Linked DNA regions of Homo sapiens: region 1 is linked to region 2. A link is an interaction called in ENCODE POLR2A ChIA-PET data of the cell type or tissue named here. Cell type or tissue: PC-3. All regions are shown on one strand. Each heading gives the region's core, and the rest is flanking DNA. Links, peaks and the distances in the headings are about the cores only. Region 1 overlaps PTPA (protein phosphatase 2 phosphatase activator). Region 2 holds the start of ZER1 (zyg-11 related cell cycle regulator).

Region 1 (5,367 bases), core at 270-5,269, 350 kb before region 2:
GCATGGCCCCTACTGGGAACTCTCCCCCATCCCTCTTTCTTCCCCACTGTTCTGAATATGAAGGAGGGTCAGGAGAGCATGATAGGCTTTCCAGAGAGGGAAGCACACTAGGCTGATGGGACAGGGACGGGGTGGCTTTAGCACCTGGTTTCTGTAGGCAGCCTACCCATGGGCTGCTGCTATAGAGAAGCTAACTCCAGCCCTGACATCTTTTTAAAAAGACTTTATGGAAGCCTTTTGTTCAGTATGCAATACCTACTCATCATAAAAAATAGAAATATAAACAGAAGAAAATGAAAATGACCAGTAATCCTGCCACCCAGAAATACACTAAACTTTTTTTTTTTTTTTTTGAGACAGAGTTTCGCTCTTGTTGCCCAGGCTGGAGTGCAGTGGTGCAATCTCGGCTCACTGCAACCTTTGCCTCCCAGGTTCAAGCGATTCTCCTGCCTCAGCCTCCCAAGTAGCTGGGACTAAAGGCGCACACCACCACGCCCAGCTAATTTTTGTACTTCTAGTAGAGATGGGGTTTCTCCATGTTAGTCAGGCTGGTCTCAAACTCCCGACCTCAAGTGATGCACCTGCATCGGCCTCCCAAAGTTCTGGGATTACAAGCGTGAGCCACCGTGCCTGGCCTACACTAAACATTTTAACATACCCTTCTGTGTTATCTTCTCATAGTGTTTTACATGGTTTAGCATGGTGGGCCTGGATTCAAACCCCAGCTAAAACACCATTTAGCTGCTGTGAGACCTTGAGCAAGTGACTAACTCTGAGCCTCTCAGTTTCTTCGTCTAAAAAATGGGGCTGATGATAAATACCTCCGAAGGTGCACAGTGCCCGGCGCGGGGTAATGGTATGCATTCATCGCAGGACACACTCTGCTTTGCAGCCTGCTCCTTTTCCTCATGAACCTCATTCCACATCTACATATAAACATAATCTTATGACAACTTTTACTAAGTGAATAACATTTCATCGTGCCACTGCATTATAATTAATTTAATTCCTCACTGTTAAATGTTTGGGTTATTTCCACCTGTTTCACTACCTATTTCATACACAATGCTATGGTAAATCAGCTTGCAACTCAATCTTTGTGGAAATGCCAGATCATCGTGTGCAATGCTTTGTAGGGTGGCAGAGTTTGAGAGCCCATCCCCCTACACCTTTCCCACAGAAGACAGGGACCAAGAAGTAGAATCGGAGTCAGAGGTGCGGGCAGCATTGGCACATAAAATGTTACTCAATGAAGAAATCGGGTGGCTGTCTATCCAACCCAAAGATCAGTTAGAAGGTGCTCCTTCCAGGTTGGCTTTTAGAAATAGCCCAGCACCAGGGCCGGTGGAAAATACAACGCGGAGGCTATCTGCAGCCATTCAGTCCTGAGAAAAGAGTCCCTGCCAGGAAGTGGATCTTGCCTGTGTCTATGGAAACAAACGGCATAAGAAACTTACAGGAAATCCTGGCACTGGGTAAGAACTAGCAGGGTGATGCCCACATGAGAAGTTGCGCCTGGGAGGGCAAGGCAGACCAGGCCTGCCATGTGCAAAGACTCAGCCAAGAGCTATGTATGTACCTGGGGAGAGGCAGGCTTAAGCTAATGAAACAGGCTGGCCATGCCCCCAGCTGCATATGTGAAACCGGCCCTGAGTGCTGCTCTCTCTTATCTCCCCTTTATCTAGGCTTGGGGCATGGGAGGACAGAAAAAGTAGCCTGTAAGAGGATAAATTTCCCTTTACACCTGGCTAAGGCAGAGGGCTAGGATGGCATAAAGCTGCCTTGCTGAAATGTGAGAGCGCTGCCAGAGCCTGGCTTTGTGAAAAACCAGGAATGGCTGATAAGCACAGGCCAGACCTAACCCATGCAGAAACGGGGGCTTACAATGGATGGCACAGTCATCTTGGCCCCAGGAAGCACTAGTCAGCCCCAGATTCCCCAGGGATCTCAGTCTTAGGCGAGGCACTGAAGGGGACAGAGAAGACGGAGTCACAGGAGCCAGGCCCCAGCTGCTAGCTCAGCTGGGCCAATGAATAATTCAAAGGCTCCCAGCTCCTCTTCAGGAGAGGGCTTTTTGAATGTTGTAGGGGCTGCCTCTATTGTTTGCTGTGTTGGGAGAGAAGGGCTGAAAGAAAGGGAACTGGGGCTGAAACACCTTCGAGGCACAAAGAACAACTCCAGCTCTCCCATTCTCCCTAGGCCAGTGTTTCCTTTTTGGATTTCAAGGACCAGTAAAATCTTCCCTAACATTTTACTGACCATTTTTGAATTTTGCCCCCTTGTAAGTTTTAAAAAAGCAAACAGAACAACAACAACAAAAATAAATCTCTTATCACATTTATTTTGCAAAAATCGAAAATGTTAACCCCCATAAGAGGAGGACAGGCATCATTTAAAATAAGAGCTAGCTGGCCAGGCACAGTGGCTCACGTCTGTAATCCCAGCACTTACGGAGGCCAAGACGGGCAGATCACCTGAGTTCGGGAGTTCGAGACCAGCCTGACCAACATGGAAAAACCCCATCTCTACTAAAAATACAAAATCAGATGGACATGGTGGCACATGCTAGTCGGGAGGCTGAGGCAGGAGAATCGTTTGAACCCGGGAGGCGGAGGTTGTGGTGAGCCGAGATCGTACCATTGAACTCCAGCCTGGGGAACAAGACTCCATCTCAAAAATAAAAATAAAAATAAAAATAAATAAATAATAAAAAAATAAGAGCTAGTTTTTTTTTTCTTTTTGAGACGAAGTCTCGCACTGTCGCCTGGGCTGGAGTGCAGTGGCACCATCTTGGCTCACTGCAACCTCCGCCTCCCGGGTTTCAAAGGATTCTCCTGACTCCACCTCCGAAGTAGCTGGGACTACAGGTGCCTGCCGCCACGCCCAGCTAACTTTTTGTATCTTTAGTAGAGACGGGGTTCCACCATGTTGGCCAGGCTGGTCTTGAACTCCTGACCTCATGATTCACCCGCCTTGGCCTCCCAAGGTGCTAGGATTACAGTCATGAGCCACCGCGCCCAGCCAAAAGCTAGCTTTCTATGCAACAACACTATTGAAAATTAGAACTGACTAATGCCTAATGGTAACAATAGCTAATAACAATCGAAGTATTTATTTAGTATGTGTTAGGCGCTATGCAAAAGACAACCACTACTCGTGGGATCTCAGTGAATTTTCCCCAGGGGGCCATGACTAGTCTGCTGACTCTTACCACTCTACAGATGAGGAAACAGAGGGTCAAAAATGATTCACAAGTTATGAAACTAGCCAGCTGGACTCCAGAACCCAAGCATGTAACCACACTGCAATCCTGCCAAAGTACAGCCCTTGAGCTAAGACAATACCTGGGCCGGGCGCAGCAGCTCACGCCTGCAATCCCAGCACTTTGGGAGGACAAAGCACCTGAGGTCAGGAGTTTGAGACCAGCCTGCCCAACATGGTGAAACCCCGTCTCTACTAAAAATACAAAAATTAGCCGGGTGTGGTGGTGGGCGCCTGTAATCCCAGCTACTCGGGAGGCTGAGGCAGGAGAATCGCTTGAGCCTGGGAGGTGGAGGCTGCAGTGAGCCAAGATCATGCCATTGCACTCCAGCCTGGGTAACAAGAAAAACTCAAAAAAAAAAAAGACAATACCTGCTTGGTGTGGATGGCTACCATCAAAGCCACGGGCAATTAGGGGACTTGGCAGCTAAGGATTTGCTGGGGTAATTACAACCTTCCCCTTTAATTAGCCTTCCTCCACGACATTCCTGGCCCACTGAGCACAGCTGAGCATCCCTCACCACAGGCTCCAGGAGGAACCCCCTCTTTCCCCAGCCATCCTGCACCCAGAGCCTCAGTCCCAAAGGACTGAGTGAGCCCAAAAGGAACCCAAAAAGCCACTAATGGGCCTGGCTCCCAAGGGAAGGCTGTCTACCAGAAGCACAGGCCTGGTTCTCCTGAAGTGGACAGAACAGGACCTAGGTCACCTAATAGCCAGACAGGCCCAGCAATAGGCAGCTCTGCCAGGGGCCGGGTATGAGGGTGAGGCACACAGTGTTAATCTTGGGGCAGGTGGAAAAACTGGGCCAGGGCAGGGCTACATCTTACCCAACAGGTCCAAGGCTGTGGCTAGAGAGCTGGGTAGGCCAAAGTAAAGGGAGGCCCTTCAGGCCCTGGTGTCTGAGATAAGAGACTCAAGGTGGGACATGAACCCAAGAGGCTCCTGGAGGCCTAGGTCCTAGCCCTGGGAGACAGCATCCAGCAAAAGCAAACAGCCAGTAAGGCCACACCTGCCAATCAGTATCTGCCTCCCCTCAGCTCTTGCCCTCTCTACACAAACAAAACTATCTCTGAAACAACGTCCAAAAAGCACCCACCAGGCAGTGTGAACCCAAACGCAAAAAAAAAATGCATGTGCCCTTTGACTCCACATTTCCACGTCTAAGAATGAATCCTTCGGAAACAAGGCCCACAGATCTATGTGCGGGGATGCAATGATATGCGAGGAGCAATGTTTACCAAGACAACCTAAAAGTCTGAAGATGGGCTGTTTAAATAAATGAGGGGCCAAGCTTGGTGGCTCACATCTGTCACCCCAGCACTTCGAGAGACCAAGGCAGGAGGACTGCTTGAGCCCAGGAGTTCAAGACCAACCTGGGCAACATAGTGAGACCCTGTCTCTATATTTAAAAAAAAAATAAAATAAGATAAATAAATGAGGGCACAGCTCACTGCAGGAGAAGAGAAGCTCTTGCTTTCCTGGGTGACCACTGTCAGGAGGGGCTGCCCTGGAAGCTGGGTATGAGAAACACAGGGAGAGATCAGCTCTGCTGTGAATGTCATACACATGTCTATTACTGATCTCTCCAGTGAGCACATTTACTGTTTTGTAATCTGTTTTAATTTCAAGTTATATAAAAACACCAGGCCAGGCGCAGTGGCTCATGCCTGTAATCCCAGCACTTTGGGAGGCCGAGGCAGGCAGATCACCTCAAGTCAGGAGTTTGAGACCAGCCTGACCAACATGGAGAAACCCCGTCTCTACTAAAAATAAAAAATTATCCAGGTGTGGTGGCACACGCCTGTAATCCCAGCTACTCAGGAGGCTGAGGCAGGAGAATCGCTTGAACCCAGGAGGCAGAGGTTTTGGTGAGCCAAGATCGCGCCACTGCACTCCAGCCTGGGCAACAAGAGCAAAACTACGTCTCAAAATAAAAAAAAAAGAAAGAAAAAACCAATTAGCAAAAATACTAACTACAAAACAGCATATTTACCTTGATCTCAATTTTATAAATATCCATCTATTCACAGATTTCAAAAATTAGAAATATAGATATGAAAATGTGAAGTGCACATGTATTTGGGCGATCTTATTTTCTGCTCTGG
Region 2 (5,367 bases), core at 74-5,073:
AGAGGCAGGGTCTCCTTCTGTCACCCAGGCTGGAGTGCAGTGCACCATCATGACTTACTAAAGCCTCAACCCTCTGGGTTCAAGAGATCCTCCTGAGTAGCTGGGACTACAGGCATATGCCACCATACCTCACTAATTTTTAAATTTTTTGTAGAGACAGGATCTCACTATATTTCCCTTGCTCGTCTCAAACTCCTGGATTCAAGTGACCCTCCCACTTTAGCCTCCCAAAGTGAGAGCTTGTCTTTCTTTCTTTCTTTCTTTTCTTTCTTTCTTTCTTTTTTTTTTTTTTTTTGAGATGGAGTTTCGCTCATGTTGCCCAGGCTGAAGTGCATTGGCGCCATCTTGGCTAACCACAAACTCTGCCTTCTGGGTTCAAGTGATTCTCCTGCCCTAGCCTCCCAAGTAGCTAGAACTACAGGCATGCACCACCACACCCAGCTAATTTTTGTATTTTTAGTAGAGACAGGGTATCACCACATTGGCCAGGGATGGTCTTGATCTCTTGACCTCATGATCCACCAGCCTCGGCCTCCCAAAGTGCTGGGATTACAGGCATGAAGGCATGAGCCACTGTGCCCAGCCATTTTTTTTTTTTTTTGAGATGGAATTTCGTTCTTGTTGCCCAGGCTGGAATGCAATGATGCCATCTCAGCGCACTGCAACCTCCACTTCCCGGGTTCAAGAAATTCTCCTACCTCAGCCTCCTGAGTAGCTGGGATTACAGGCATGCGCCGCCACGCCCGGCTAATTTTGTATTTTTAGTAGAGATGGGTTTTCTCCATGTTGGTCAGGATGGTCGTGAACTCCTGACCTCAGGTGATCTGCCCGCCTCAGCCTCCCAAAGTGCTGGGATTACAAGTGTGAGCTGCTCTGCCCAGCTCGCTCTTTTCTTTTTTCTTTCTTTCTCTCTCTCTCTTTTTTCTTTCTCTCTCTCTTCCTTCTTCTTTTCTTTCTCTCTTTTCCTCTCTCTCTCCTTCCTTCTTTCCCTTCCTTCCTTCCTCCCTCCTTCCCTCTCTCTCTTCTTCTTCTTCTCCTCCTTTCTTTCTTTTTCTTTCTTTCTTTCTTTTTCTTTCCTTCTCTCTTTCCCTCTTTCCTTCCTTCCCTTCTTTCTTTCTTTCTCTCTCTTTTTTTCCTTTCTTGTCTTTCTCTCTTTCCCTCTTTCTCTCTCTCTCTCTTTCCTTCCTTCCTACTTTCTTTTTTTTTTTTTGAGACAGAGTCTTGCTCTGTCACCCAGTCTGGCCTCAGCCTCCCAAGTACCTGGGACTACAGGCAAATGCCACTACGCCTGGCTAATTTTTTTTTTTTTTTTTTTGTATTTTTAGTAGAGACAGTGTTTCACTATGTTGTCCATCTTGTCTCAAACTCCTGGCCTCAAGTGATCCGCCCACCTGAGCCTCCCAAAGTGCTGGGATTACAGGCATGAGCCTGGGGCTTGCTTTTCTATGCAATGTGACAAACTCTGCCTTTTACTTAAAGTGTTTAGACCCTTACATTCACTATGATTATTTTCCTGGTTTAATCTAAGCCCATTTTGCTATTTGTTTCTTTTTTTTTTTTTTTTTTTTTGAGACGGAGTCTCGCTCTGTTGCCCAGGCTGGAGTGTAGTGGCGCCATCTCGGCTCCCTGCAAGCTCCGCCTCCCAGGTTCACACCATTCTCCTGCCTCAGCCTCCCGAGTAGCTGGGACTACAGGCGCCTGCCACCACACCCGGCTAATTTTTTTGTATTTTTAGTAGAGACCGGGTTTCACCATGTTAGCCAGGATGGTCTCGGTCTCCTGACCTCGTGATCTGCCCGCCTCGGCCTCCCAAAGTGCTGGGACTACAGGCATGAGCCACCGCGCCTGGCCTGTTATTTGTTTCTTATTTCCTATTTGTTTTCTGTTTTCTTTCTTTTTCTTTTGTTTGAGACAGAGTCTCACAGTGTTGCCCAGGCTGGCGTGCAGCGGCGTGATCTCCGTTCACTGCAACCTCCGCCCCCAGGGTTTAAGCAATTCTCCTGCCTCAGCCTCCAGAGTGGCTGGGACTATAGGCACATGCTGCCACACCTGGATAATTTTTTAAAATTTTTTATTTTAGTAAAGACAGGGTTTCACCGTGTTGCCCAGGCTGTTCTCGAACTGCTGAGCTCAGGCAATCAGGCCACCTCAGCCTCCCAAAGTGCTGGGATTACAGGCGTGAGCCACCAAACCGGGCTTTTTTTTTTTTTCTTGTGAAACAGAGTTTCACTCCTGTTGCCCTGGCTGGAGTGCAATGGCACAATCTTGGCTCACTGCAAACTCTGCCTCCCAGGTTCAAGCGATTCTCCTACCTCAGTCTCCCAAGTTCCCAAGTAGCTGGGATTACAGGCGTGCGCCACTATGCCCAGCTAATTTTTGTATTTTTAGTAGAGACGGGGTTTCACCATGTTGGCCAGGCTGGTCTCAAACTCTTGACCTCGTGATCTGCCTGCCTTGGCCTTCCAAAGTGCTGATATAACAGGCTTGAGCCACGACGCCTGGCCCAAGCAATGTATTAATATGAGAGTTCCCATCTAGCCATATCCTCGTCAACATTTGTTATTGTCTCTCTGATGATGTCCATCTTAAGGAGCATAAAACCGTACCTCCCCACCTCCTGGGCTCAAGCAATCCTCCAACTTCAGCCTCCCGAGTAGCTGGGACTACAGATGCGCACCACCATGCCCTGCTAATTTTTGTAGAAATGGGGTCTCCCTATGTTGCCCAGGCTGATCTCCAACTCCTGGGCTCAAGCCTCAGCCTCGACAACCCCATCTGCTGAGATTATAGGTTGTGAGTCACTGTGCCAAGCCCAACAGCTTTTTTAAGGATTCAAGACTGTACGAACATAGTTGTAGCTGGTCAAAGATTAAAAGGTGCTATGCAAGAAAAAAGAAATCCACAAAATTAGTTCTTGGAATGGAACTGAGGCACCTGTCAAGAAAGGGTTCCTCAAGAAAGGAGCATCTAGCTAGGGTGTGGTAGCTCACGCCTGTAATCCCAGCACTTTGGGAGGCTGAGGTGGGCGCATCACCTGAGGTCAAGAGTTTGAGACCAGCCTGCCCAACATGGCGAAACCCCATCTCTACTAAAAATACAAAAATTAGCCAGACGTGATAGTAGGCGCCTGTAATCCCAGCTACTTGGAGGCTGAGGCAGGAGAATTGCTTGAACCCGGGGAGTCTGCAGTGAGCTGAGGGCCATTGCCCGCCAGCCTGGGCAACAAGAGAGAGAAACTCCGTCTCTCAAAAAAAAAAAAAAAAAAGAGAAATCCAGAGAAGAAATGATGGTGTTTTGAGATGGAGTCTTCCTCTGTCGCCCAGGCTGGAGTGCAGTGGTGCGATCTCAGCTTACTGCAAGCTCTGCCTCCTGGGTTCAAACGATTCTCCTGCTTCAGTCTCCTGAGTAGCTGGGATTAGAGGCGCGCACCACCACGCTCGGCTAATTTTTGTATTTTTAGTAAAGACGGCGTTTCACCATGTTGGCCAGGCTGGTCTCGAACTCTTGACCTCAGGTGATCCGCGTGCCTCGGCCTCCCAAAGTGCTGGGATTACAGGCGTGAGCCACTGCGCTCGGCCAGAAGGAACTGGTTTGACAGGATCCTTAGGACTTGGAGACTGGACGAGGGGCCCAGGAAAATGTAGGGGCCGAGGTCGCCGCCCAATTTCCCATTTGGAAGCTCGGTTGCCTGGTGGCGCATGCCCTAGATGGAGGTTAGGAGCACCTTTTGGGGGACGGTGATGACTGCGGGTTGACACGCGAGTGTGAGCCACCCGTGGAGAACGCAAGACATGTTCAACAGGGCGCTGGATGGAGGGGGCTGGCGCCCAGAGTCAGTCCTGCTATTCAGCAGTGTTGGGCTCAGGTGAACCGCAGCGCCAGGGCGGGCACCGATCCTAGGGTCCCACGAACAGGCCCCTCGGAGGCCAGGGAGAGCCCTGAATGACGCGTTCTCTCGGGTGGCCTGGGGGGGGCATCCCGCGGCTTCCTCCACCGGCGTAACGTGCCGGGCCCGGGGAAAGGAGCCGCCCGCCGGTCCCCGGAACCTTCTGCCGCCGCCGCCCGCGTTAGCCGCGGGACGGGTCGGGGGAACCCGATCGCTGTTGCTAAGGGGCGGCCCCGGAAGTGACGCGCCCCGGGTTTGTTGACAGCGGAGGCGGCGGCGGCTGCAGGCTCCGAGCCGTAGGAGCCGGATCGGGGGAGGGGCCGGGCCCAGGAGCCTCAGCCCCGCCGGCAGCCCTAAGGGCAAGGTAACCGCCACGGGGTCCCCGTCGCGACCCCCTCCCTCCCGGAGCTCCCGTCCCCGGGATCCCAAGCTCCGCCCCGCCGACCCCCGTCTCCCCTGGACCCCGGCTCTAGCCTGACGAGATCCCCAACCTCCTGAGGTGCTCTGGCCCCGGATTCTCCCGGGCTGCATTCTCTGCTCCTCCTCGCCTGCGAAGCATCACGTCCGCTTCCCGACGCTGAGGGCAGCCCCGTCCAGGGTAGGTCCCGGACCCCGGGCCAAGGGACGTACCTGCGTCCTCCTCCTTCGCCTCCTGCCTACGGGGCCTAAGCATCGCCGCTGCAACCACTCTCTGAGGTCCATCTCCGCCAGTGGTGGGAGGGTTCCTTTCTCTATCCCTGCCGCCAGGTCTGAGAATCGTGTCTTTAAAACTGAGCTCCCTTCCTCCAGAAAGAAAATGACGCTCTGTCGTTTGCCCCTACAAGATGGGGGATCGGTGTAGGGCTGAAAGGGCCACCCTCTGCCCCTCCTACCTGTTGGATGAGCTTAAGTTCCCCCAGAGAAGTGCTTAGAAGCTCAAGGACGACTTGGATTCTGGATCAGCTCCCAAAAGGGATGACACAAAGTATAGGGAAATCCAACAGGGTGAGGTTGCAACCGGAGGGCCAAGGGAGCCCGACAGGTGAGTTGATAGTGAAACTGACTGTGCTGGCCACTATAGCTCTCTGGGTGGAACTTGTCTTGGCTGCTCTTTGACCGAAAGAGCCCAAGATTTCCAGTCTTTGCCTGTGTTTGTCAGTCCATTCGTTTTGTTTTGTTTTGTTTTTCTTTAAATAGAGATGGGGTCTCACTATGTTACCCAAGCTGGTCTCGAACTCCTGGGCTCAAGTGATCCGCCCGCTCCAGCCTCCAAAAGTGCTGGAAATACAGGCATGAGCCACCGCGCTCAGCTAGTGCATTTGATTTTTAAGGGGGAGGGGAATGGAATGTCTGATGTCTTGGGAAAATCCTTCCATATATGATCTTTCACAGAATGTTTCTCTTCAGACTTCAAACTGGTTAGGATGAGCATAAAAGCATAGCCTTGAAAAGGGTCACGGGAGGCTATACTTAGAGCAGAAAGTGGTGGCCAGGGGTGAAGG

The links. ChIA-PET counts read pairs that join two places held together with the same protein. Peaks named below come from ENCODE experiments on the same cell type or tissue, not always from the same donor. Only the 100,000 strongest peaks of a DNase experiment are listed, where the experiment ranks them.
Region 1: POLR2A ChIA-PET joins it to region 2 with 11 read pairs; 2 of 35 experiments call an interaction of 5 or more read pairs at or near these places.

The regions. Positions count from the first base shown.
Region 1 is chr9:129,123,523-129,128,889 of GRCh38, reverse strand. The region is part of intron 3 of PTPA (protein phosphatase 2 phosphatase activator); the gene reads right to left. Among named protein-coding and RNA genes, the nearest start is that of PTPA, 15 kb to the right of the region's middle. RefSeq lists an enhancer at 1,122-2,044. In PC-3, for the core only: no CTCF peak of the experiment used is centred there; a DNase peak (open chromatin) is centred at 3,219; H3K27ac peaks cover 829 bases.
Region 2 is chr9:128,770,698-128,776,064 of GRCh38, reverse strand. ZER1 (zyg-11 related cell cycle regulator) reads left to right here and starts at 4,138. Exons shown (of 16, transcript NM_006336.4): 1 at 4,138-4,484. It overlaps LOC124902282 (a long non-coding RNA gene), which reads right to left and starts at 4,731. Exons shown (of 2, transcript XR_007061804.1): 1 at 4,517-4,731. RefSeq lists enhancers at 3,047-3,773, 4,502-4,551 and a silencer at 3,842-4,311. In PC-3, for the core only: no CTCF peak of the experiment used is centred there; no DNase peak of the experiment used is centred there; H3K4me3 peaks cover 1,708 bases; H3K27ac peaks cover 1,255 bases.